4 separate regions of the Homo sapiens genome follow, and regions 1, 2 and 3 are each linked to region 4. Evidence: chromatin contacts called from ENCODE Hi-C or POLR2A ChIA-PET data. All regions are on one chromosome and are shown on one strand. Each heading gives the region's core, a stretch centred on a gene start or an enhancer-like site at or near the end of the contact. The rest is flanking DNA. Distances are from core to core; before and after follow the strand shown.

The links. A loop is a pair of places that touch in the nucleus more often than their neighbours do. ChIA-PET counts read pairs that join two places held with the same protein, here RNA polymerase II (POLR2A). Pooled maps may share reads with other maps.
Region 1: a pooled map shows a loop between it and region 4 (2.8-fold over the local background). The contact joins the enhancer-like site here to the promoter of TERF2 in region 4. A Hi-C loop is called at or near these places in 20 of 168 maps with a recorded cell type or tissue (HCT116, Panc1, Right ventricle myocardium inferior and 13 more), 5 of 37 single-sample maps with no recorded cell type and 23 of 50 pooled maps. POLR2A ChIA-PET finds 5 or more read pairs at or near these places in 9 of 52 experiments (A549, AG04450, H1 and 6 more).
Region 2: a pooled map shows a loop between it and region 4 (2.1-fold over the local background). The contact joins the enhancer-like site here to the promoter of TERF2 in region 4. A Hi-C loop is called at or near these places in 1 of 168 maps with a recorded cell type or tissue (Caco-2) and 7 of 50 pooled maps. POLR2A ChIA-PET finds 5 or more read pairs at or near these places in 3 of 52 experiments (HepG2, OCI-LY7 and naive thymus-derived CD4-positive, alpha-beta T cell).
Region 3: a loop to region 4 is called in a pooled map, with 2.5 times the contacts of the local background. The contact joins the enhancer-like site here to the promoter of TERF2 in region 4. A Hi-C loop is called at or near these places in 1 of 50 pooled maps. POLR2A ChIA-PET finds 5 or more read pairs at or near these places in 3 of 52 experiments (AG04450, Caco-2 and activated T-cell).

The regions. Positions count from the first base shown.
Region 1 is chr16:69,477,510-69,484,161 of GRCh38, reverse strand. No RefSeq gene overlaps it. Among named protein-coding and RNA genes, the nearest start is that of CYB5B, 56 kb to the right of the region's middle. Within about 2 kb of position 1,986, at least 25 of the 41 ENCODE cell types and tissues checked have a DNase peak (open chromatin) inside an H3K27ac peak, as active enhancers do; they include adrenal gland, ascending aorta, endothelial cell of umbilical vein and 6 more, where a contact is called at or near this core.
Region 2 is chr16:69,500,305-69,506,779 of GRCh38, reverse strand. No RefSeq gene overlaps it. Among named protein-coding and RNA genes, the nearest start is that of MIR1538, 62 kb to the left of the region's middle. Within about 2 kb of position 4,684, at least 3 of the 41 ENCODE cell types and tissues checked have a DNase peak (open chromatin) inside an H3K27ac peak, as active enhancers do.
Region 3 is chr16:69,283,790-69,289,595 of GRCh38, reverse strand. SNTB2 (syntrophin beta 2) reads right to left here. Exons shown (of 7, transcript NM_006750.4): 5 at 5,352-5,548. Among named protein-coding and RNA genes, the nearest start is that of VPS4A, 25 kb to the left of the region's middle. Within about 2 kb of position 2,100, at least 10 of the 41 ENCODE cell types and tissues checked have a DNase peak (open chromatin) inside an H3K27ac peak, as active enhancers do.
Region 4 is chr16:69,383,660-69,390,033 of GRCh38, reverse strand. It overlaps TERF2 (telomeric repeat binding factor 2), which reads left to right and starts at 4,027. Exons shown (of 10, transcript NM_005652.5): 1 at 4,027-4,441; 2 at 4,548-4,643; 3 at 5,324-5,454. The coding sequence starts at 4,063. RefSeq lists a silencer at 4,032-4,411.

The DNA.
Region 1 (6,652 bases), core at 737-3,236, 96 kb before region 4:
AGTCAATGACCTTCAGGATCAAGTCTGTCTTCGTATGAGAGCGTCTAACATGTAAGTGTCTAGACAGTCATTTTATTTTTGGTATTTTTGGCAAAGTGAGTTGCTTCTGGAAAACCAGACAACGCCTGTCTCCCTAGAGTCTCATCCAAAGCTGTGCCACCTCTTCTTCAATCTGCCAAGACTCGCACTGCCTGGCCCCTCCATCAGAAAGAGGCATGGATAAGACAAAGATTTTACAAATCTTACTGGAGCATTCTACTGAAAAATAGGCATGCCACTGGATTGGACCCTTCAACCAGAGGCGGCCAGAGCTAGCAAGAGCTTGTGCTCCTCAGCGGGTTGAACACATGGGATTAATTCAGGCAGGAGCCAGGCGAGAAATGCCGGCCCCTGCAGAGTGCTAAAGAAGAGGAATTTTAAGATCCAGACTGAACAGAAAGCTGTTGTGAGGGTGGGGATTAGGAGTGATGAAGAGAGGTGGGAAGGACTTACTGCCTTAACCCAAGGGATCTGAATCTACTAGGGTTGATATTAAATGTTTAATCTGGGGCCAGGCACAGTGGCTCTTGCCTATAATCCCAGCACTTTGGGAGGCTGAGATGTGAGGATCACTTAAGGCCACGAGTTAGAGACTAGCCTGGTCAACATAGTGAGACAACCATCTCTATTTTAAAAAAAAAATTATTATATTTTTTTTGAGATGGAGTCTTGCTCTGTTGCCCAGGAGTGCAATGGTGCAATCTTGGCTCACTGCAACCTCCACCTCCCAGGTTTAAATGATTCTCCTGCCTCAGCCTCCCGAGTAGCTGGGATTACAGGCACCTGACACCACGCCCAGCTAATTTTTTAATTTTTTAGTAGAGACGGGGTTTCGCCATGTTGGCCAGGCTGGTTTCGAACTCCTGACCTCAGGTGATCCACCCATGTTGGCCTCCCAAAGTACTGGGATTACAGGTGTGAGCCACCATGCCCAGCCTATTTTTTAAAATTTTTTAAAGTTTAAATAAAATTTAACAAATAAAAATTTAATTTGGGGCATTTACATGTGTGAGTGTGTGTGTGTGTGTGTGTGAGTGTGTGTGTGTGAGAGTGTGTGTGTGTGTGTGTGTGTTTTAGAGAACTGGTCTGTAGTTTTTTATCAGGTTTGCAATAGGATCTGTGTCCCAAAAGGTTAAGAACCACAGTTCTGGAAGGCATGCAATTAGGCTAGCAAATCATCTCCATCCTAAACATGACCTGAACTGAAACAATCAAGAGAAAGGAAAAGTGCTTCATGCTCCAAAGAAAACAAAAGCCACTTCCAACAGGAATTGGCTGTCACATTCTCTGCACTTGGAAAAAAAAATCAACAGAGCATCCGCCCAGCCTGCCCAAGGCCCATCCCTTAAGCCCAGGTCCCCAGGGAAGGCAGTGAGCTTTTGTTTTCCAGTCTGTGGGCAACTGGCTGGGCAAAGAGCCAGTGGGGAGAGATCTCGATGGAAGAAAATACAGCGATGTGCCGAGTCGAGTGGGCTGGAAGCACCCGAAGGTGGGCCCTGGCTGATGCCGGGACAGAGATGCTGCGATGACCCATCGCAGGAGGAGCCATGTGCTGGCTGCTGCCTTCTCTCCTTCTCTCTTGACTTTGCTCCAGCCAGGATGTTGGGCCTGCTTTTCTCTCTTGGTGCTCCGGGCACCTCAGTATTAATCATGGGCCTCAGTGTTTTTCTAAGTAGATTTTTGGACCCTTCATGGTTGGCAAGTCCATGTTTCTCCCTGGGGCCACCCGTGCTATCAGATCAGAGCACCTGCCTATATTTAAGGTTGTGTCACGTTTGGTTTTCGGCGAACACTCCCTTCGCCTGGCCCTTCTTGCCTTTGTAAGAGAAGGACCTAGGACATGGCAAATGTCCCAGTGAACGCTGGAAGGAGCCCTGAGAGCAAGCGGGAGGGCCCGGAGCCAGCGTGCTGCGCCAGCACTCCGTGTAACCTCCAGGGAGGGCGCAGTCCACACATGTCCTGGCTTCCGAGAGGCAGGCCCTGGGTGTCAGCTCACAGCCATCCGCTCCAGCTCAGCCTCTCCAGCAGCCCCAGGGATTCTCACTGGGCCTGGAGTTGTTGTTTTTCTGTGTTTGCATATATGTCCTATCTTTACAGGAAACCAGGGGGATTCCTGGTTTCCTTCCCCAAATCTGTTTCTCCTCCAAGCTTTCTTATCTCAATAAACAGTGCCTTCATCACCCAGGTGCTCATCTTTCAGGTCCCAGCTGAAGCAGCACCTCCTCCTTGGAAAGATCCTCCCAAGCACCAGATCTGAAGTGACCCCATCACCCACCCACACACCAAGATACCCTCCTTCATGCCAGCCTGTTTGTTGATCACATTCTGTAATTATTTCATTTTTCTGTCTGTCTCCTCACTCAAAATGTAGAGCTGGCTGGGCACAGGGGCTCACGAATGTAGTCCCAGCACTTTGGGAGGCCGAGGTAGGTGGGAGGATCGCTTGAGCCCAGGGGTTTGAGACCAGCCTGGGCAATATAGTGAGACCCTGTCTCTACAAAAAAGAAAATTAAAAAATTAGCCTGAAGTGGTGGCATGGGCCTGTAGTCCCAGCTACTGGGGAGGCTGGGGTGGGAGGATCGCTTGAGCCCAGCAGGTCAAGGTTGCAGTGAGCTGTGATCACGCCACTGCACTCCAGCCTGGGCGACAGAGGAAGACCTTGCTCAAAAAATAAAAAAATAAAAAATAAAAAGTAGAGTCTATGAGGATGGGAACAGCTGGACATACTGTGTTTGTTTCTTTCGATTCACTCTCCAGCCCTCTCCCCTCCTGCCTACAGCTCAGGAGGCTGACCAATGGGGACTGTGCCTCGGGGGTCTCTGCAGACTCCTGGGTCGCCCACGCGCAGTTCCCATCCACGGAGGATCCCCAAGCTCCCAACTCCAAAGGCTTCCGGTTTGTGTCCCCTAAGGGGAGGCACAAGTAGGAGATGAGAGAGTGGAGGACAATGAGGCCAGGATGGCTCCCTCCCTGCTGTGGACCCTGCCCGCTCCCTCTGCTGCAACCCTTACCAGGCTCTAGTAACCACTTTCTCCCCTTGCCTGTCTGGGCAGTAACAGCTGCCATGTGTCACCAACCCTGAAATGCTTCACCATGCCTTCAACTAGTTCCTCTCTGCCCTGCACACATGGCTGCAAATGTCCCTTCATGAAACTCTCCTCAACGACCCTTTTTGAATGTGCCATTTGTTACCTGTCAGGAGCCTGGGGATGGTTCTGATCAATACTGGGGCCACGTCTGACTCATACAGTGTTTCCCAGCAACGTGCTGGGGAATGTCTGGCGTGTCTTAGGTACTTAATGCGTGTGTTTTGAATACATAAATCAATGATAAAGATATTGTGATTTTATTTACATTTTTATTAAGAAAGAATTTATGGGTCGGGTGTGGTGGCTCACACCTGTAATCCCAGCACTTTGGGAGGCCGAGGCAGGTGGATCACTTGAGGTCAGGAGTTTGAGACCAGCCTGGCCAACATGGGGAAACCCCGTCTCTACTAAAAATGCAAAAATTGTCTGGGCATGGTGATGTGCGCCTGTAGTCCCAGCCACTCAGGAGGCTGAGGTGGGAGGATGGTTTGAGCCCAGGAGGCGGAGGTTGCAGTAAGCTGAGATCGCATCACTGCACTCCAGTCTGGATGACAGAGCAGGACTCCATCTCAAAAAAAAAAAAAAAAAAAAGAATTTATGCACCACAAAATTCACCCTTTTAAAGTATACAATTTAGTGTTTTTCAGTGTATTCACAAACATATGAGATGAGACCATTACCACTGTCTAATTTCATCCCCTCAAAAAGGAACTCTGTGCCCTTTGGCAGTGACTCCCCACATCTCCCCTCCCCCTGCACCCGGAAACAACTTATCTACCTTCTGTCTCTATGAACTTGCCTATTTTGGACTTTTCATTCCAATGGAAGTTACAGTATGTGGTCATTTGTGTCTGGCTTCTTTCACTTAGGCACAGTATTCTTAAGGTTCACCCATGGTGGGGCATGTATCAATACTTGATTTCTTTTTATAGCTGAATAACATTCCAGTATATAGAGACAACACACTTTGTTTACCCATTCATCAGGTGATAGACGTTTGGGTCATTTCCGCCCCTTTGGGCTATTATGAGTAAGCTGCTATGAACATCGGCATACTTGTTTTTGTGTGAGCATGTTTTCAATACTCTTGGGTACATATCTAAGAGTGGAATTGCTGGGTCACATGGTAACTCTATGTTTAACTTTTTGAGGAAGCATACTGTGTTTTCCATGGGGCTACCCAGTACTTTCTTTATCCTGTGGTCCCAGTTATTGGCATCTGCATGGAAAAGAACCCAAACAGACAAGGATGTGAATCAAAGGAAGGCTCAACACTGCAGGTCCACTCCAAGGTATACATCCAGGAGACATTCTTGCACACACAAACCAGGCTATAAACGCAGTAATGCTCATAGTAGTATTGTTGGCAAAAAACAAAAAAAAACAAAAAAAAAAACCAATGACCTAATGTCCATTAACAGTAGATTGAGGTGGGTGTGGTGGTTCACACCTGTAATCCCAGCACTTCGGGAGGCCAAGGCAGACAGATCACCTGAGGTCAGGAGTTTGAGAACAGCTTGGCCAACATGGCAAAACCCTGTCTCTACTAAAAATTTAAAAAAATAATAAAAATAAAAAAATTAGCCGGGCATGGTGGCACTCACTTGTAGTCCCAGCTACTCAGGAAGCTGAGGCAAGAGAACTGCTTGAACCTGGGGTATGGAGGTTGCAATGAGCCGAGATTCCACCACTGCACTCTAGCCTGGCCGACAGAATAAGACTCCATCTCAAAAACAAAAAATAAAACAATAGATCAGATAAATACATTGTGGATGATGCATCCAAAAAAAATACGAATGACAGCTACACATAACAGCATGGGTGAATCTCACAAACATATTGTTGAAAGAAACACATCACAAGAGAATACATACATTATGATTTCATTTATACAAAGTTCCAGAACAAGCAAAACTAAATCATGTGGTTTAAGATTGCAAGTGTAGGTACAAAAACTATTTTAAAAAAATTACAACCAAAAAACCAGGATATTGGTTGTCTCTGGCAGGAAGAAAGGGAGACACGTCAGAGAGGGGCACAAGAAAGTCTTCCAGGCTGTAGCCAATGTTCTAGTTCTTGTCCTGGGTGATGGATACATTGGGGTTTATTCTGAATGGCTCATAACTGTATATAGGTACTTACCTACTTATGCCCTATTCTGAAAGGATTTTTTTTGTGTTTGTTTTTTTGAGACAGTCTCGCTCTGTCACCCAGGCTGGAGTGCAATGGCGTGATCTCGGCTCAAGTGATCCTCCTGCCTCTCAGCCAGGCTGGTCTCGAACTCCTGGATCAAGTGATCCTCCTGCCTCAGCCTCCCGAGTAGCTGGGACTCCAGGCACACACCACCATGCCCAGCTAATTTTTATATATGTGTGTATATATATATATATGTATATATATGTGTGTGTGTATATATGTATATATATGTGTATATATGTATATATATGTGTGTATATATGTATATATATGTGTGTATATATGTATATATATGTGTGTATATATGTGTGTATATATATATGTGTGTGTATATATATGTGTGTGTGTGTGTGTGTGTGTGTGTGTGTGTGTGTGTGTATATATATTTTTTTTTTTTTTTTTTTTTTTGTAGAGATGGGGTCTGGCTATGTTGCTCAGGCTGGTCTCGAACTCCTGGGCTCAAGTGATCCTCTTACCTCAGCCTCCCAACATACTGGGCTTACAGACGTGAGCCACCACTCCCAGCAAGACCTCTAGCTCATTTTGTTGTTTATGGAAGAAGAATATGTGGGCTTTGGGGACCAAAGTATCTGGAGAAAGACCTGGCTCAACTAGAGGAAATCCAAATAAGGAAAATTAGTGGAGCCTGAGGCAGGAGGATCACAGAAGACAGAGGCTACAGGGAGCCATGATCACACCACTGTACTCCAGTCTGGGTGAGAGTGAGACCCAGTCTCCATAAATAAATAAATATATACATACCTAAATAAAAACTAAAGTTCTCAATAACCTAGACAGCGTAAGGTTTATAGTTGCTTTCTTCTAAGTCCAGTGATTTCTTTGGAGTTTTCCTCCCATAAATAAAATCTTTCTCTCAAAATGTTGCTGGACAAAGTTCTCCAAGGACCGTTGCTAGTCCATTAGTTTTTATCTGGTTTTTCATATTAATTATGACTGGGTTCTAAAAATGATGAAGCTGTTCATTGGCAAGGCTTTGAGGCCCTTCCATCCAAACCAAAAGGGAAAACATTTCGACTGAGATAAGCGTGGGTTGGCCACACACTGGTGACAGGAAAGCTTTACAATAAGCTTCTGGGAGTTTGTGAAAGAAAGCAGAACCTACCGCTTCATTCGGCTGCCTGGTACAATAACCACAATATGCCATCCATATCCTTCCAGGCAAGATATAAACAGTTTGTTTAGAGGTCTGGCTACAATATAATACTTAAAAAATAAACTTTTTAAATTGACGTAGAACTTACCAAAAAACACACAAATCATAAGCACACAGCTCAGTGAATTTACCCTAAAGTAAACTATAACCACCA
Region 2 (6,475 bases), core at 3,435-5,934, 120 kb before region 4:
CACACCTGGCTAATTTTTGTACTTTTTTTTTTTTTGAGATGGAGTCTTGCTCTGTTGCCCAGGCTGGAGTACAGTGGTGCTATCTCGGCTCTCTGCAACCTCTGCTTGAGGTTCAAGCTTGTACCCAGGTTCAAGCGATTCTCCTGCCTCAGCCTCCTGAGTAGCTAGCTGGGACTATAGGCACACACTACCACGCCTGGCTAATTTTTATATTTTTAGTAGAGAGGGAGGTTTCACCATGTTGGCCAGGCCAGTCTTAAACTCCTGACCTCAGGTGATCCACCCACCTCAGCCTCCCAAAGTGCTGGGATTACAGGTGTGAGCCACCACACCCGGCCAATTTTTGTATTTTTTGTGAAGACGGGGTTTCACCATGTTGCCCAGCCTGGTCTTGAACTCTTGAGCTCAAGTGATCCGCCTGTCTCATCCTCCCAAAGTCCTGGGATTACAGGTGTGAGCCACTGCACCCAGCTAAAGAATTATTTCTAAAGAACATTTTGAATGAGGAGACAGGAATAAGTAGGATCAGATTTTATTTTGAAAGTAATAATTACAAAACTTTTTGGAACCCCACATATTGGTATGTATAAATGAAATGGAACCATTTTTTATCTGTAATTCCAGGGAGTTCACAACAAATGCCCTGGGCTAAAACATCAGCAATCTGAGTTGATTTTTTAAAATCTGGTCTTAACACCTGGGCTACAGCTTCAGTGGGTCAAGGCTGCTCTTGACAATGGCTGTCATTCTCAGACGAGAGAAGCATCATATTCTCACCAGGACTTAATTAGGAATCTGGATTCTATTAATACTATTAATTTCTTCCCCAAAGGCAAGAAAATCTTGGGATTACAATTCATGATTCTCATTGTACAGTGTCTAGTAGGTTAGAATTATTCTTTCATTATTTTGCTCCTCCCTGTCTTTGTCTTTTCTTTTTTTCTTTTTTTTTTTTTTTTTTTTTTGAGACAGGGTCTTGCTCTGTCACCCAGGCTAGAGTGCAGTGGCACAATTTTGGCTCATTGCAACCTCTGCCTCCTAGGTTCAAGCGATTCTTCTGCCTCAGCCTCCCAAGTAGCTGGGATTACAGGTACCCACCACCATGCCTGGCTAATTTTTGTATTTTTAGTAGAGAAGGGTTTTACCATCTTGGCCAGGCTGGTCTCGAACTCCTGACCTTGTGATCCACCCGTGTCGGCCTCCCAAAATGCTTAGATTACAGGCATAAGCCACTGTGCCTGGCCGCCTTTTTTTTTTTTTTTGCCCACCCCCAGTTGGGAGTCTTGCTCTGTTACCCGGGCTGGAGTGCAGTGGCGTGATCACAGCTCCCTGTAGCCTCAACTCCTGGGCTCAAGCGATCCTTCTGTCTCAGCTTCCCGAGTAGCTAGGACTACAGGCACATGCCAATCACCACATCTGGCTACTTTTTGTATTTTTTGTAGAGATGGGATCTCACTGTGTTGCTCAGACTGGTCTCCTGGACTCAAGCAATCCACCTGCCTCAGTCTCTCAAAGTACTGAGATTACAGGCATGAGTCAATGCGCCTGGCCCCACATTTCCTTTATTCATTCATCAGTTGATGGACATTTGGGTTGTTTTCATTTTTTGGCTATTATGAATAATGTTGCTATGAACATTCGGGTACAAGTTTTGGTGTGGACTTTTCTTTTTTTTTTTTGGAGACGGAGTCTCGCTCTATCACCCAGGCAGAAGGGCAGTGGCGCGATCTTGGTTCAATGCAACCTCTGCCTCCCGGGTTCAAGCGATTCTCCTGCCTCAGCCTCCTGAGTAGCTGGGATTACAGGTGTGCACCACCATGCCCAGCTAATTTTTGTATTTTAGTAGAGATGGGGTTTCACCATGTTGGTCAGGCTGGTCTGGAACTCCTGACCTCAAGTGATCTGCCTGCCCTCGGCCTCCCAAAGTGCTGGGATTACAGGCTTGAGCCATCACATCTGGCTGACATGTTTTCATTTCTCTTTGGCATATGCCTAGGAGTTAAATTTCTGGGTCATGTGCCTCTTTATACTTTTCTTTTCTTTTCTTTTTTTTGAGGCAGAGTCTCGCTCTGTCGCCCATGCAGGAGTGCTGTGGCGCGATCTCGGCTCACTGCAAGCTCCGCCTCCCGGGTTCACGCCATTCTCCGGCCTCAGCCTCCTGAGTAGCTGGGACTACAGGCGCCCACCACCATGCCCGGCTAATTTTTTGTATTTTTAGTAGACAGGGGGTTTCACCGTGTTAGCCAGGATGACCTCGATCTCCTGACCTTGTTATTCGCCCGCCTCGGCCTCCCAAGTGCTGGGATTATACGCGTGAGCCACCGCGCCCAGCCCTATACTTTTCTTTTTTTTCTTTTTCTTTTTGAGACAGAATCTTGTCGCCCAGGCTGGAGTGCAGTGGTGTGATCTTGGCTCACTGCAACCTCCACCTCCAGGGTTCAAGTGATTCTCCTGTCTCAGCCTCCCGAGTAACTGAGATTACAGGCATGGACCACCACACCTGGCTAATTTTTGTATTTTTAATAGAGATGGGGTTTCACCATGTTGGCCAGGCTGGCCTCCAACTCCTGACCTCAAGCAATCTGCCTGCATCAGCCTCCCAAAGTGCTGGGATTATTGGCGTGAGTCACCGCGCCCGACCTCTCTTTATACTTTTCAAGAGAATCATATGAATTACCTACTGCTGTGTAGAAAATTGCCCCAAAACTTTATGGCTTAAGATAACAATAATAATAATAATAATATATAATAATAAGATAACAAGAGTTTCACTCCTGTTGCCCAGGCTGGAGTACAGTGGTGCGATCTCGGCTCACTGCAATCTCTGCCTTCCGAGTTCAAGCGATTCTCCTGCCTCAGCCTCCCGAGTAGCTGGGATTACAGGTGCCTGCCACCACGCCTGGCTAATTTTGTATTTTTTGTAGAGACAGGGTTTCTCCATGTTGGTCAGGCTGGTCTCAAACTCCCGACCTCAGGTGATCCACCTGCCTTGGCCTCCAAAGTGCTTGGATTACAGGCGTGAGCCACTGTGCCTGGCAGAAAACAATAATTATTATCACTCACAGTTTCTGAGGGTCAGGTGTTTGGAGCCCTCCAGGTTGCTCGTGAGGCTGCAGTCAGATGCTGGTCAGTGTGGCAAGGATCCGAAGGCTTGGCCTGGAGCTAGAGGATCCACACTGAAGGTGGTTCACTCACATAGCTGGCAAGTTGGTGCCAGCTATTGGCTGGGCGCCTCAGGTCCTGTCCACATGGACACCTGAGTATGCTCAAAGAACTTGGCTTCCTCCAAAACAAGCTAGACAAGAGATGAGTGTGGAAGCTGCATTATCTTTTATGACTAAGCATCGGATGTCACACCCAGTCACTGTCACCCTATTGTATTGTTCATGTATGCCAGCCCTGATTCATAGGAAAGGGACTACAGGAAGAGGTGGATACCAGGGGTGGTAGGATCAGCAGGGACCATCTTGGTGTCCCATCCAAGTACTAACGAGGCCCATCCTTGCTTAGCTTCCAAGAAAAGATGTGATCAGGATGGGCGTGATGGGTAGTGCCTGTAATCCCAGCACTTTGGGAGGCCGAGGCAGGCAGATCACAAGTTCAGGAGATCGAGACCTCCTGGCTAACAGGGTGAAACCCCATCTCTACTAAAAATACAAAAAATTAGCTGGGTGTGGTGGCGGGCACCTGTAGTCCAGCTACTCGGGAGGCTGAGGCAGGAGAATCGCTTGAAGCAGGGAGGCTGCAGTGAGTCGAGATTGTGCCACTGCACTCCTGGGTGACAGAGTGAGACTCCGTCTCAAAACAAAACAAACAAACAAAAAAAGATGAGATCAGATGCATTCAAGGTGCTATGGCCGTAGACCGGGATCATCCTGGAGGCTGGCTGATTTCAAACAGGTTGATTTCAAGGCTCTGTTCTCTTATTCCTGAGGAAATAATCCAGATGTATACACCCCAGGCTGGAGATCAAAAATTACATGTCTGCTGAGCACCTGTAATCCCAGCTCTTTGGGAGGTCGAGGCAGGAGGATCACTTGAGCCCAGGAGTTCAAGACCAGTCTGGGAAACATAGAGACTCCAACTCTTTTTTTTTTTAATAAAAATAAACAATTTTTTTTAATTACATCTCAAAATTGGCCAAGTCCTGACAGCAGGATCTGTCAGGATCTGTGATTTGCTTCCTCTTCTTGGTGAATTGAACAGCCTGCAGTGGAAAGTCCTATCTCTCCTGCTGGGGAATTTGAGGAGAAAGAGAACCTTAGTGCACTATGTAATAGAAATAAGATAATGAAGTCCAAGACTGCATGTTGCCCTTGGGCTGACACAGCCTGAAAGAGCCAGCCCTTTGTCTCTCTATCTACAGCAGCAAAACCTTCCTGGAATGTCATTTGAGTTATTCCACCCAGTGGTCCAATTCACTTTCTCTCCTGGCACATCAGCAAGTTACTTATTAAGCATCTACTGTGTACCCAAGAGCAAATCCCAGGATCATTTGAGACTAGTGTAGATGGATAAGCCAGAACTGCCCAGGCATGACCAAAATAGATGTTGTCAAACCCACCTGTCCGGAGGCTTCAAAGGCAAGGAACTGAAAAGTATTTCTTTCCTTTTTTTTCCCCCTGAGTTAGCATTTAGAGAAGTCACAGCCACGAGAATGCTTTCAGATTTACTTTCATTTAGAAAACTCCCAAGGACATGAGAGACAAAGAAAGATTGAGCAACACTTCTAGATGAAAGAAGAGTAATAGCACCTGACAACAACATGTAATGCGCATCCTGATTGTAGCCTGGACTGAGAAAAAATAGCTGTAAGATACGTGATTGGAAACTGGTGAAATTTGGCATACCAATTATAGATTAGATAACAGTATTCAGTATTAGATAACAGGATCAAGTTTAACTTTCCTACATTTTCTTTTTCTTTTTTGAGATGGAGTCTTGCCCTTATCGCTGAGGCTGGAATGCAATGGTACAATCTCGGCTCACTGCAACCTCCGCCTCCCGGGTTCAAGTGATTCTCCTGCCTCAGCTTCCTGAGTAGCTGGGATTACAGGTGCCCGCTACCATGCCTGGCTAATTTTTGTATTTTTAGGCAAGACAGGGTTTCACCATGTTGGCCAGGTTGGTCTCAAACTCTTGACCTTGTGATCCACCTGCCTCGGCCTCCCAAAGTGCTGAGATTACAGGTGTGAGCCACCGCACCCAGCCTAACTTTCCTATATTTTCTAATTATATTTTGGTCATATAATAAAACAGATTTGTTCTTAGGAAATACACACTCAAAGATTAGTGTATAAATGTGTCCACAACTTAACCTTCAAGTTGTTCAGGAAAAAAAGTATACAAACACACACACACACACACACACACACACACACACACACACGTTTATGGAGAAAGGAAGAGAAAGAGATAATCCCAGCACTTTGGGAGGCCGAGGTGGGTGCATCACTTGAGGCCAGGAGTTCAAGACCAGCCTGGCCAACATAGTGAAACCCCGTCTCTACTAAAAATACAAAAATTAGCTGGGCATGGTGGCACATGCCTGTAATCCCAGCTACTCAGGAGGCTGAGGCAGGAGAATCGCTTGAACCTAGTAGGCAGAGGTTGCGGTGGGCCAAGATTGCACCCATACACTCCAGCCTAGGTGACACAGTGAAACTCCATCTCAAAAAAAAAAAAGAGAGAACAAATGCAACAGGACGTTATTAATGCATCTGAGTGAAAGATATGCAAGAACTCCTTATAATATTCTGTTTGTTTCTTTTGTGTAAATTTGAAATTTTTCAAAATAAAAAGTTTTTAAAAAATGAAAGGAGGCCAGGTGCAGTGGCTCACACCTGTAATCCCAGCAATTTGGGAGGCAGAGGCAGAAGGATTGCTTGAGGCCAGGAGTTTGAGACCAGCCTGGGCAATATAGTGAGACTCTCTCTCTATTTAATTTAATTAAATAAAAAATGTTAAAAAATAAAAGGAAACTGCTGAGGCTCTTCTGTCAAAGACAGGACAGGAGAGGCCGTGGTGTCATCATTTGTTCATGGAATGTGGAATGGTAAGTAGAGGTCGAGGTCAGATGGCTACCCGCATGGCCATGCTGCTGCTGTGTCTTGGGAGCTGGAGGTGACAACTGTCTGAGTTGACAGCATCTCCTGGCAGCTGTTAGGAAGCCCAGCACTACCAAAACTTTGCACTGTCCTTGTGACCCTAGGGTCAGCCCCTCAGTCAGTCTCTACATGTTTCACCCCTACCTCTGATCTGGGGACATCTCAGTGGCTCCCCGTGAGGTCTCAGGCTAGGCCGTGTCCGCATCCGCCCTCTTGCTCTTTAAGATTGAGTACATCCTTCTGTGGAGTTGGGCCCTGGGCCAGAAGGCAGAAACCTCTCCCTTTCCCTCCAGATCAGAAGCAACCTGGCCAGAACACCATGGTATAAAACCCCCAAGTTTCCAAGAACATCTCAGAGCTGCGGAATT
Region 3 (5,806 bases), core at 851-3,350, 99 kb after region 4:
CCTGATATTTTGTTACATGTGTAAAATGTGTAATGATCAAGTCAAGGGATTTAGGGTATCCATCACATTGAATATTTAACAATTCTATATGTTGGGAACATTTTAAGTCCTTTCTTCTATTTGAATTATACAATGCATTATTGCTAACTATAGTCACCACACTCTGCTCTTGAACATTAGAATTTATTCCTTCTTTCTAATTGTATGTTTATACCCATTAACCAACCCTTCTTCACAGCCCCTCACAACACGCCCATCCCAACCTCTGGTATTTATCTTGTACTGTCTACATCCATGAGATCAACATTTTTTTTTTTTTTTTTTTTGAGACGGAGTTTAGCTCTCGTTGCCCAGGCTGGAGTGCAATGGTGCGATCTTGGCTCACCGCAACCTCTGCCTCCCGGGTTCAAGCAATTCTCTTGCCTCAGCCTCCCGAGTAGCAGGGATTACAGGCATGCATCACCACACCTGGCTAATTTTGTATTTTTAGTAGAGATGGGGTTTCTCCATGTTGGTCAGGCCGGTCTCGAACTCCTGACCTCAGGTGATCCGCGCGCCTCGGCCTCCCAAAGTGCTGGGATTATAGGTGTGAGCCACCACGCCTGGCCACTTTTTTAGCTCCCATATAAGTGAGAACATGCCACATTTGTCTTTCTATGCCTGCCTTATTGCACTTAACATAATGACCTCCAATTCCATCCATGTTGCTACAAATGACATGACTGCAATATTTTTTATGGCCAAATAGTATCCCTTTGTGTATATATACCATATTTTCTTAATCCATTTGTCTGCTGATGGACACTTAGGTTGATTCTCTATCTTTGTTATTGTGAATAGTGCAGCAATAAACATGGAGGTGCAGGTATCTTTCTGACATGCTGATTTCTCTTCTTTTGGATAAATACTCAATAGTAGGATTGCTAGATCATACAGTAGTTCTATTTTTAGCTTTTTGAGAAATATTCATACTGTTTTCCGTAATGGCTATACTGATTTACATTCCCACCAACAGTGTATAAGAGTTTGCTTTTCTCTGCATCCTCACCAGCATCTGTTATTTTTTGTCTTTTGAATATTAGCTACTCTAACAGTTACCAAGGTAATATTAAAATACAGCTATATGGCTTTAAAGGGAAGTTGATTTAAAAAAATACAGCTGTGAATAAGAACAAAAAAGTGTAAAATTACCGAAAAATATGTTTCTTTTGTCTATTTAAAAATACAAGGAACCAGCTGGCTCTCACTCTTCCTTTCCTCTAGCCATCATATTTAAACAACTATGAGCCTGGGAAGCTTTAACCTGAAAAATGAAATTTAGCTGCTAGACACCAAAGAAACAACATGAACTAAAAAATGCTGAAAATCCAAGTTGCACTCTTGATTTTGGGAAGCATATCCCCTTGAATTCTTGAGGACAATACAGTGACCCCAGATGGTAGCAACGGCATGAATGTGTTGGCCTGACCCCTCGACTGCCCACAGGAACACAGAGCATCCCAGTGTGATTCTGGTGTAAGCCACCGTGCCTCACCTCCAATACTGTATTTTTTTTTAAACCTCATTTACTCTTTTTTTTTTCAATAGAGATGAGGTTTCACCATGTTGCCCAGGCTGGTCTTGAACTTCTGGGCTCAAGTGATCCGCCCACCTCAGCCTCCCAAAGTACTGGAATTACAAGCGTGAACTACCGTGCTTGGCCCAATGCATATACATATATATATATATATATTTTTTGAGACAGAGTTTCCCACTGTTGCCCAGGTTGGAGTGCAGTGGTGTGATCATAGCTCACTGCAGACTCCGCCTCCCAGGTTCAAGCAATTCTTGTGCCTCACCATCCCGAGTAGCTGGGACTTAAGGCATGTGCCACTATGCTCAGCTAATTTTTGTATTTTTAGTAAAGACGGGGTTTCACTATGATGGCCAGGCTGGTCTCGATCTGGCCTCAAGTGATCTGCCTGCCTCAGTCTCCCAAAGTGCTGGGACTACAGGCATAAGCAACCGCTTCCAGCATTTCTATTTTTGGAAACAGTCTCACTCTATCTCCCAGCTTGGAGTGCAGTGGCGCAATCCTGGCTTGTTGCAATCTCCACCTCCCGGGTTCAAGCAATTCTCATGCCTCGGCCTCCTGAGTAGCTGGGATTATAGGCGCCTGCCACCACTCCTGGCTAACTTTTGTATTTTTAGTAGATATGGGGTTTCACGATGTTGGCCAGGCTAGTTTGGAACTCCTGACCTCAAGTGATCTGCCCTCCTTGGCCTCTCAAAGTGCTGGGATTACAGGCATGAGCCACCGCGTCCGGCCCCAGCCTGTATTTTTAAATAAAGGTTTTCATTTTGTCCAAAGCCAAAAACAATTTAAAAAAAAAGAAAAAAATTTGCAAATATCTACATGTATACATATATGTAAATATATATAAAAAACAATACTCCAAATTCATGACAACTAACCACAAGAGGGCGCTTCCACAATGGAAAGAAACCAACCTTATTTCCTTTAGATACTTATTTGAGTAAGTGTTGGGCACACATTTTCAAACTTTTGTAGAGTAACTCCTATTTCAAATCCTTTATTTTTCCATAGCCATAAACTTGCTAGATACTCATCTTTTAAGGGCGCCTATCCACAACTTAGATTTCAATCTTCTTAACTGGAGAGTCCATGTATCTAGTACTTGGTAAATGAGTCCTTACATTATTTTTTCTTTTAAGAGACAAGGTCTCACTATGTTGTCCAGGCTGGAGTACAGTGGCTATTCACAGGCTTGATCATTGTGCACTACAGCCCTGAAATGGGCTCAAGCAATCTTCCTACCTTAGCCACCTGAGCAGCTGAGACTACAGTGTGTGCCACTATGTCTGGCTTTTTTTTTTTTTTTCATTTAATTAAATTTATTTATTTATTTTGAGACAGGTTCTGGCTCCCATCACCCAGGCTGGAGTGCCATGGCACTACCATAGCTCACTGCAGCCTTGAGTTCCTGGGCTCAGGTGATCCTCCTACCTCAGCCTCCTGAGTAGCTGGGGCTACAGATGTGTGTCACCACTCCCAGCTAAATTTTTGTATTTTTAGTAGAGATGAGGTTTCACCACTTTACCCAGGCTGGTCTCAAACTCCTGGGCTCAAACAATGCGCCAGCCTTAGCCTTCCAAAGTGCAGGGATTACAGGCATGAGCCAGTGTACCCAGCTTCATTTTTCATTGTAGAGATGGGGTCCTCAATATATTGCTCAGGCTGGTCTTAAAACTCCTGGCCTCAAGCAATCCTCCTGCCTCAGCCTCCTAAGTAGCTGGAATTACTGGCTAGTTCTTACACTACTAAATGCAGATTAAATGACAACTGGCCTGGCACAGTGGCTTGTGCCTATAATCCCAGTTACTCAGGAAGCTAAGACCAGAGAATAGCTTGAAGCCAGGAGTTGAGACCAGCCTGGGCAACACAGTAAGACCTCATCTCTAAAAAAATAAATAAATAAACCGAAGACCAGGCGTGGTGGCTCACACCTGTAATCCCAGCACTTTGGGAGGCCAAGGTAGGCGGATCACCTGAGGTCGGTGGATCACCTGAGGTCAGAAGTTCAAGACCAGCCTGGCCAATATGGTGAAACCCTGTCTCTACTAAAAATACAAAACTTAGCTGGGTATGATGGCAGGTGCCTGTAATCCCAGCTATTCAGAAGGCTGAGGTGGGAGAATAGCTTGTACCTGGGAGGCGGAGGTTGCAGTGAGCTGAGATCATGCCACTGCACTCCAGCCTGGGCGACAGAGTGAGACTCCATGTCAAAAAAATAAATAAGTAAACTGAAAAGGCCAGGTGCCACTGCCTGGAATCCCAGCACTTTGGGAAACTGAGGCAGGAGGATCTCTTGAGGCCAAGAGTTTGAGACCAGCCTGGGCAACAAAGCGAGGCCCATCTCTACTTAAAAAAAAAAAATTTTTTTTTTAATTAGCTGGGTGCTGTGGTGGGCACCTGTAGTCCCAGCTACTCGGGAGGCTTGAGGGAGGATCACTTAAACACAGGAGAGTTCAAGGCTGCAGTGAGCTCGGATCATGTCACTGCACTCCAGCCTGGGTGACAGAGCTAGACCCTGTCTCTTTAAATAAATAAATAAATAAATAAATAAATAAATAAATAAATAGAAGCTCAAAGCTGCTGCAGTGAGCTATGATGGATCATGCCACTGGACTCCAGCCTGGGTGATAGAGATCTCCACTCTAAAAAAAAAAAAAAAAAAAGAGAGATGAACTATAAAAATGTCATGTTGTACATACGGTATTATAAATGTACTTCGAGTCATATACCAGGCTTAAAAAAACTTTGCTAGTAAACTAGAGAAACCAGGTTTCTTTCTATCATTATCACTTTTAGCTGCCATATTTTAGCACATTTTTAAGTCTGGCACAAATAATAGTTTTACTTTAAAACAGATTATGGTACAGTCATGCATCACCTAATGACAAGAATATGTTTGGAGAAATGCATAATGCATCATAAGATGATTTCGTGATTGAATGAACATCATAGAGTGTACTTACATAAGCCTACATGGCACACCCCACTATACACCTAAGCTCTATGGTACTGCCTATTGCTCTTAGGCTACAAACTTACATAGTATGTTACTGCGCTGAATACTGTAGCCAGCTGTAACACAATGGTAAGCATTCGTGTATCTTTTTTTTTGAAACAGGGTCTCACTCTGGTTGCCCAGGCTGGAGTGCAGTGGTATGATCTCAACTCACTCAGTCTCCCGAGTAGCTGGGACTACAGATGCACACCACCACCCTCAGGTTTGTTTTTGTTTGTTTGTTTGTTTTTGAGACGGAGTCTCACTCTGTCGCCCAGACTGGAGTGCAGTGGTGTGATCTTGGCTCACTGCAACCTCCGCCTCCCGAGTTCAAGCAATTCTCCTGCCTCAGCCTCCCGAACAGCTGGGACTACAGGCACATGCTGCCACGCCTGGCTAATTTTTTGTGTTTTAGTAGAGATGGGGTTTCACTGTATTGCCCAGGCTGGTTGCGAACTCCTGAGCTCAGGCAATCCACCTGCCTCGGCCTCCCAAAGCTCTGGGATTACAGGCATCAGCCACTGTGCACGGATTTTTTTTTTTTTTTTTTTTTTTTTTTTTTTTTAGTAAAGACGGGGTTTCACCATGTTGCCCAGGCTGCATTTGTGTGTCTTAACATATGTACACTTAGAAAAGGTATAGTAAAAATATAGTAGTATAATCTGAGGGGACTGCTGTCATGTATGCAATCCATCACTGACTGAAATGTCATTATGCAGCACATGACTATATAACAGTTCTATTTAATTACTACTAGAAATAAAAAGTCAGCATCTCTACCTAGAGAGACTTCCTTGATCAGCTCAGCAGCAGCATGGCAACCCTGAACAAGTATCCTGGTCCAGGATGACAGATCCCGATGTGTCTCCACCCTGAAGAGATGCATCTCAATGCCCTGTCGAGAGCCTGTCCTGGTAGCAAATGTAAGGTCAGATCCAAGGGAGGGGGATCGACATCCGGAGCCAGAATGAACCAACCTAGGACCACAAACAGAGCAGAGATCAAAAGTAACTACATTATCAGACAAAAATGTCAGGAATTTGTGCTCATTGATAAGAGAAACTTATAAAAGCAATCAGCAGTTTTTGGATATAGACATTTCAAAGCAAGATTATAGTCTCTGAAATACAGACCATTCTGTTTTCCCATAAAATGACCCCTGGTATCACAGTCAGACAAGATACCAGTCTTGAACTCCTGGGCTCAAATAATCCTCCTGCCTCGGCCTCCCAAAG
Region 4 (6,374 bases), core at 2,778-5,277:
TGAACCCAGGAGGTGGAGGTTGCAGTGAGCCGAGATCACACCGTTGCACTCCAGCCTGGGCAACAAGAGCGAAACTCCGTCTCAAAAACAAAAACAAAAACAAACAAAAAAAACCTTGCTAGGCCCAGCTTGGTGGCTCAGACCTGTAATCTCAGCACTTTGGGAGGCCTAGGCGGGAAGACTGCCTGAGCCCAGGAGTTTGAGACCAGCCTGGCCAACATGGCAAAACCCTGTCGCTACAAAAAAATAAAAAAATAATAATTGGCCAGATATGGTGGCATGTACCTGTAGTCCCGGCTACTCAGGAGGCTGAGGAAGGAGGATCACTGGAGCCCAGGAGGTCGAGGCTGCGGTGAGCCATGATCACACCACTGCACTCTGGCCTGGGTGACAGAGCAAGATCTTGTCTCAAAAAAAAAAACCTTGCTAGCTTGATTGGCATGTGTCAGGCAATTTTTTTTTTTTTTGAGACTGAGTTTCGCTCTTTTCGCCCAGGCTGGCATGCAATGGCATGTTCTCGGCTCACTGCAACCTCCACCTCCTTGGTTCAAGTGATTCTCCTGCCTCAGCCTCCCAAGTAGCTGGGATTACAGGTGCCCACCACCATGCCCGGTTAATTTTGTATTTTTAGTAGACATGGGGTTTCACCATGTTGGCCAGGCTGGTCTTGAACTCCTGAACTCAGGTGGTCCTCCCACCATGGCCTCCTAAAGTGCTGGGATTACAGGCGTGACCCACCGTGCCTGGCCAGTTATTATTATCATTATTATTATTACTATTGTTATTTTAAGACAGAGCTCACTCTATCCAGGCTGGAGTGTAGTGGTACCATCTCAGCTCACTGCAACCTCTGCCTCCCAAGCGATTCTCATGTCTTGGCTTCCCAAAGTGCTGGGATTACAGTCGTGAGCCACCGCACCCAGCATTGTCAGACATTATTTACAGGCCTTATTTCATCTTTATTTTTTAAGACGGAGTCTGGCTCTGTTGCCCAGGCTGGAGTGCGGTGGCGGGATCCTGGCTCACTGCAACCTCCGCCTCCCAGGATCAAGCAATTCTCCTGCCTCAGCCTCCCGAGTAGCTGGGATTACAGGCTTCAGCTACCACACCCAGTTAATTTTTGTATTTTTAGTACAGATGGGGTTTCACCATGTTGGCCAGGTTGGTCTCCAACTCCTGACCTCAGGTTATCCACCCACCTTGGCCTCCGAAAGTGCTGGGATTACAGGTGTCAGCCACAGCGCCCGGCCGGTATAAGCTGTTTTTATTAACTCATCCAGGACCTGCCTAGAAAGTCTCCTACTCTCCTCTATCAAAAAAAACTCATTTTTCTTTTATTTTTTCAAAATTAAGGTATGACTTACATAAAGTGCGCAAATCATAAGTGTCCTGCTTGATGGATTTTCTCCTCATTTTTCAAAGTCCCATCATCCTCTGGTTATCCCAAAATCATTCTCTTCTTTATCTACCACAAATACCCAACTGTCTCTTTAAGGGAACTTCTTTGAAAACCTTAAGTGCTTCCTGCTTTCCTGTAATCCCAGCTACTCGGGAGGCTGAGGCAGGAGAATCAATTGAACCTGGGAGATGGAGGTTGCAGTGAGCCGAGATTGCGCCATTACACTCAAGCCTGGGCGACAAGAGCAAAACTCTGTCTCAAAAAACAAACAAACAAACAAAAAACAGTTTACACTTACTGAGCCCTTACCACAAGCTGAGCCCTTCGCTAAAGGCATTAGAAATAGCAACTCATTGACTTTTCGTATAATTTCCAAGAGGTACCTTCATTATTTGTGCTTGACAGATGTGGAAACAGAGGCACAGAGACAGTTAAGGGATTTGTTCAAGGTTACACAGCTAGCAAGTAGAGGAGTTAGCACTGGCCAGGCGCAGTGGCTCACGCCTATAATCTCAGCACTTTGGGAGGCCACAATGGGTGGATCACTTGAGGCCAGGAGTTCGAGACAGCGTGGCCAACATGGTGAAACCCCGTCTCTACTAAAAATACAAAAATTAGCCAGGCGTGGTGGCACACGCCTGTAATCCCAGCTACTCGGGAGGCTGAGGCAGGAGAATCACTTGAACCCGGGAGGCGGAGGTTGCAGTGAGCCAAGATCGTGCCACTGCACTCCAGCCTGGGCAACAGAACAAGACTCTGTCTCAGAAAAAAAAAAAAAAAGTTAGAATTGAAAGGCAAGTGATTTGGCACCAGGCATAGTAGCTCAACCCTGAAATCCCCAGCACTTTAGGAGACCAGGGTGGGAGGAGTGCTTGAGGCCAGGAGTTCGAGACCAGCCTGGGCAACACGGCAAGACCCCTAATTCTACGAAAAAAAATTTCAAATTACCCAGGCATGGTGGCACACGCTGGTAGTCTTAGCTACTTGGGAGGTTGAGGCAGGAGGATCACTTGAGCCCAGGAGTTCAAGGCTGCAGTGAGCACGATTGTGCCACTGCACTCCAACCTGCATTACAGAGTGAAACTTTCTCAAAAAAACTAAAATAAAGGCAAGTGATTTGGTTCCTGGTTAAGGCAAGCAGGCTGGAATGGAAAAGCAGCCATGGGCCGGGCGCAGTGGCTCACGCCTGTAATCCCAGCACTTTGGGAGACCGAGGCGGGCGGATCACGAGGTCAGGAGATGGAGACCATCCTGGCTAACACAGTGAAACCCCGTCTCTACTAAAAATACAAAAAATTAGCTGGGCATGGTAGTGGGCGCCTGTAGTCCCAGCCACTCGGGAGGCTGAGGCAGGAGAATGGCATGAACCCAGAGGCGGAGCTTGCAGTGAGCCGAGATCGTGCCACTGCACTCCAGCTTGGGCGACAGAACGAGATTCCATCTCAAGAAAAACAAAGAAAAAAAAGAAAAGCAGCTATGATCACCAAAGATCAGTCAGACCTAGAGGCCTCTTCTCTCATCCCGGAACGTGTACCTCATAGAACTTTTGGCTTTCCAGGATACTATACATATTAAGGTCCTGATATTAATTCACAGGTCCAGCATGGGATTCACATCCTCAAGGACATGGCCACCTGCACTTCTGAGTTGTCTTTGAGTGGCCCCAAACTGGATCTTTGCAGGTTCCAGACTAGTGGGGCTGGTAGGACAATCTTTGAAGCTAGACCAGTTACTGGGCCTCTCAGGAAGAGGCACCCACAACCACCATCCTGAACTAAGGTCTGAGCTGGAGGTTCTCCATTTGGTCAAGTGCCAGTTGGTGAATTCCAAGAGTATCAGAGATATCTGAAAGTGACTCAGACCCTCTATGGGACTATGGGTGGTCCTTTTGCTTATTTTTCTAATTGTTCTACAACAAAATGTGTTATTTTTGTGATTACAAAGAGTATATGTCTAGCGGCTGGGTTGCCAGGTGCATTCTATTTATTGGTATCACACTGGTCTTTGCTTTATAATTACAGTATTTGTTAAAATACAAATTTGTTTAAAGACTTTCCTCTGTGTATGCTCTCTTCCACAATTTTCAAAGTGTTTAATAAGGTGCACATATTTGGTTTTCTTTTTTTTCTTTTCTTTTTTTTGAGACGGAGTTTCGCTCTTGTTGCCCAGACTGGAGTGCAATGGCGCGATCTCGGCTCACCGCAACCTCCGCCTCGCGGGTTCAAGCGAGTCTCCTGCCTCAGCCTCCTGAGTAGCTAGGATTACAGGCATGCGCCACCACGTCTGGCTAATTTTGTATTTTTAGTAGAGATGGGGTTTCTCCATGTTGGTCAGGCTGGTCTCGAACTCCCGACCTCAGGTGATCCACCCGCCTCAGCCTCCCAAAGTGCTGGGATTACAGGCGTAGAGCCACCGATCCCGGCCTGTTTTTCAGTCTCTAATACACTGTTCCGCGTCCCTAGCATAGTAGCTGTTTTCTGTAAATTCGGAGCGAAGTTGACTGCAAAACCCGCCGGGTTCACCGGCCTGGGCGGTGTGGACTTCAAGCCCCAGGAGGCATTGCGGCCGGCACATCGGGAACTACGGCGTCTGAGAAGGGGGCCGGGCCCTCCGGTCCTTTCCCTCCCAGAAGCCCGCGGGCGGCTCGGAACGCTGTTTCTATCATGGCCGCGGGAGCCGGGACGGCGGGCCCCGCTTCCGGCCCGGGCGTCGTGCGTGACCCAGCGGCGTCACAGCCGAGGAAGCGGCCCGGCCGGGAGGGCGGGGAGGGCGCGCGGCGATCGGACACGATGGCGGGAGGAGGCGGGAGTAGCGACGGCAGCGGGCGGGCAGCTGGCAGGCGGGCGTCCCGCAGTAGCGGGCGGGCCCGGCGGGGGCGCCACGAGCCGGGGCTGGGGGGCCCGGCGGAGCGCGGCGCGGGGGAGGCACGGCTGGAAGAGGCAGTCAATCGCTGGGTGCTCAAGTTCTACTTCCACGAGGCGCTGCGGGCCTTTCGGGGTAGCCGGTACGGGGACTTCAGACAGATCCGGGACATCATGCAGGGTGAGGGCCGGGCCGGGGGAGGGGGGTTGGAGCGCCGGGGAAGGGGGTCCGGGGGACCGGGAGTCGGGACTGGGGGTCGCCCAGCCAACGATGTCTTCTCTCCCAGCTTTGCTTGTCAGGCCCTTGGGGAAGGAGCACACCGTGTCCCGATTGCTGCGGGTTATGCAGTGTCTGTCGCGGATTGAAGAAGGGGAAAATTTAGGTATGGCTATTTTTGTGTTCTTCTCTGGGCTTACTTGCGTAGGGTTTTGTTTTAAAACTTATATCTAGAACTGAAGGATTCCAGGTTAAAGTGCGATAGTTTCCATCAGAGTGGTCTTTTTCATTCTACGATGGGTCTGTTTTCTGGCTCGACTGGCTCTAGTTTTCTCCGGTTAAGGTTGTCTTGGCTGCTTTTCTGTGTTTTTTTTAAATCTTCTCCCACCTGTTAATTGCTCACCCCAACTTTGCTCCTGTCTAAAGTGAGTTATGTTCATATGGACATCTTTTTTCCCCCATGGTAGAGAGTTTTTCAGAGTGGAAGTACTCTGACATTTTTCCCCTCTGAATTTAACTTGAAAGCTATTTAGCTGTTGTCAGTTTCTTGCCACTCGTATCTGAGGAGGATGGGTATATTCTGAATTTGAGAGGCAAATGCAGGTATTTAAAAATAATTTTTTTGCCTGTCTTGACAGGTGTTAAAAAATGGTCACGTTAAATTCATTGATTTGAATTTGGACCCTTATCGTGTATGTCAACCTGTAGCAAATATGTCAAAAAATTAAATGCAAATCTTACCATATTTGCATGCTCCATTTCCATAAATATATATATATAATTTTTGGACATAACTTTTTTACCCTTAGAAAAGAGCTTAAAAATGAAAACTGTGCTTTGTCCTAGACTGTTCCTTTGATATGGAGGCTGAGCTCACACCACTGGAATCAGCTATCAATGTGCTGGAGATGATTAAAACGGAATTTACACTGACAGAAGCAGTGGTCGAATCCAGTAGAAAACTGGTCAAGGAAGCTGTAAGGCTCTATTTTTATATCTTTTTTCTTTGACCAAAAATCAAGGGTCTTTGAGGATACAGCACTTACTCTTTACTGTGTGGGGCAGAGGAAAACAGCAATGGGGAGAGATTGAGCAAGCAAGAAAGCACACACACAGACGTTATTTCTTCAGGTGTCTCCTTTCCCACCCAGGCTTGGGAAGTAATGGCAGTTGCTCAGTTTTTGTGATTTGGGTGGTCTTCCTTGTGGCTTTGGCATTGAAGCTCTGACATTTTGGAGGTTACTGCACCATTCGGGAGCACTCTACAAGGGCCTTAAGTAACTCTGGCCTAGGGTTTGGTCACCCTTGTTTATAATAAACCAAGGAGATAAACTGGGGCCTTGGAAAATGTGGTACTGACTTTGAGTTCTTTCTGTCTGCAGAAAGAGGGGCTTAGAGAATATCCCTTTTGAACAGATAGATTAGAATCAGAGGTGCTGGGATAATGAGCCAGCTAGCAAAATAGTAATGGTAGAAGAATGATAGAAATCCGGCACAGGCAGTGTTCTTGAATTCAAGAAAAAAGCTAATGGAGTGTCTAGGAATTTGGGATTGTCACTGTGTTGTGGCTCAGGTAGCTTCAAACAGTAGAAATTATTTTAATTTAAAACATAGAAGTGGCTGTGGGAACCAGTTAGAAAAAGATTTTTCTTCCCCCAAAACCAAGGCTGGGGGGTGTGGAAGCAGATGCAGAGGTGAAGATGGAAAACATCAGCTAAGCATTGCCCTGGTGGTAGAAAATAGGGAAATGGTTAAGAAAAGAGCACCCCTAAAAGGATGGGATCCCAAAGATGGGGGTGGGGTAGAAAGAAAAACCTTGCTTCACAAGGAAAACCTGTCTCTTGGCTGTGTACATTGTACTTGGGTACCCTATTAAAAAACAACTAGTGTGCATGAG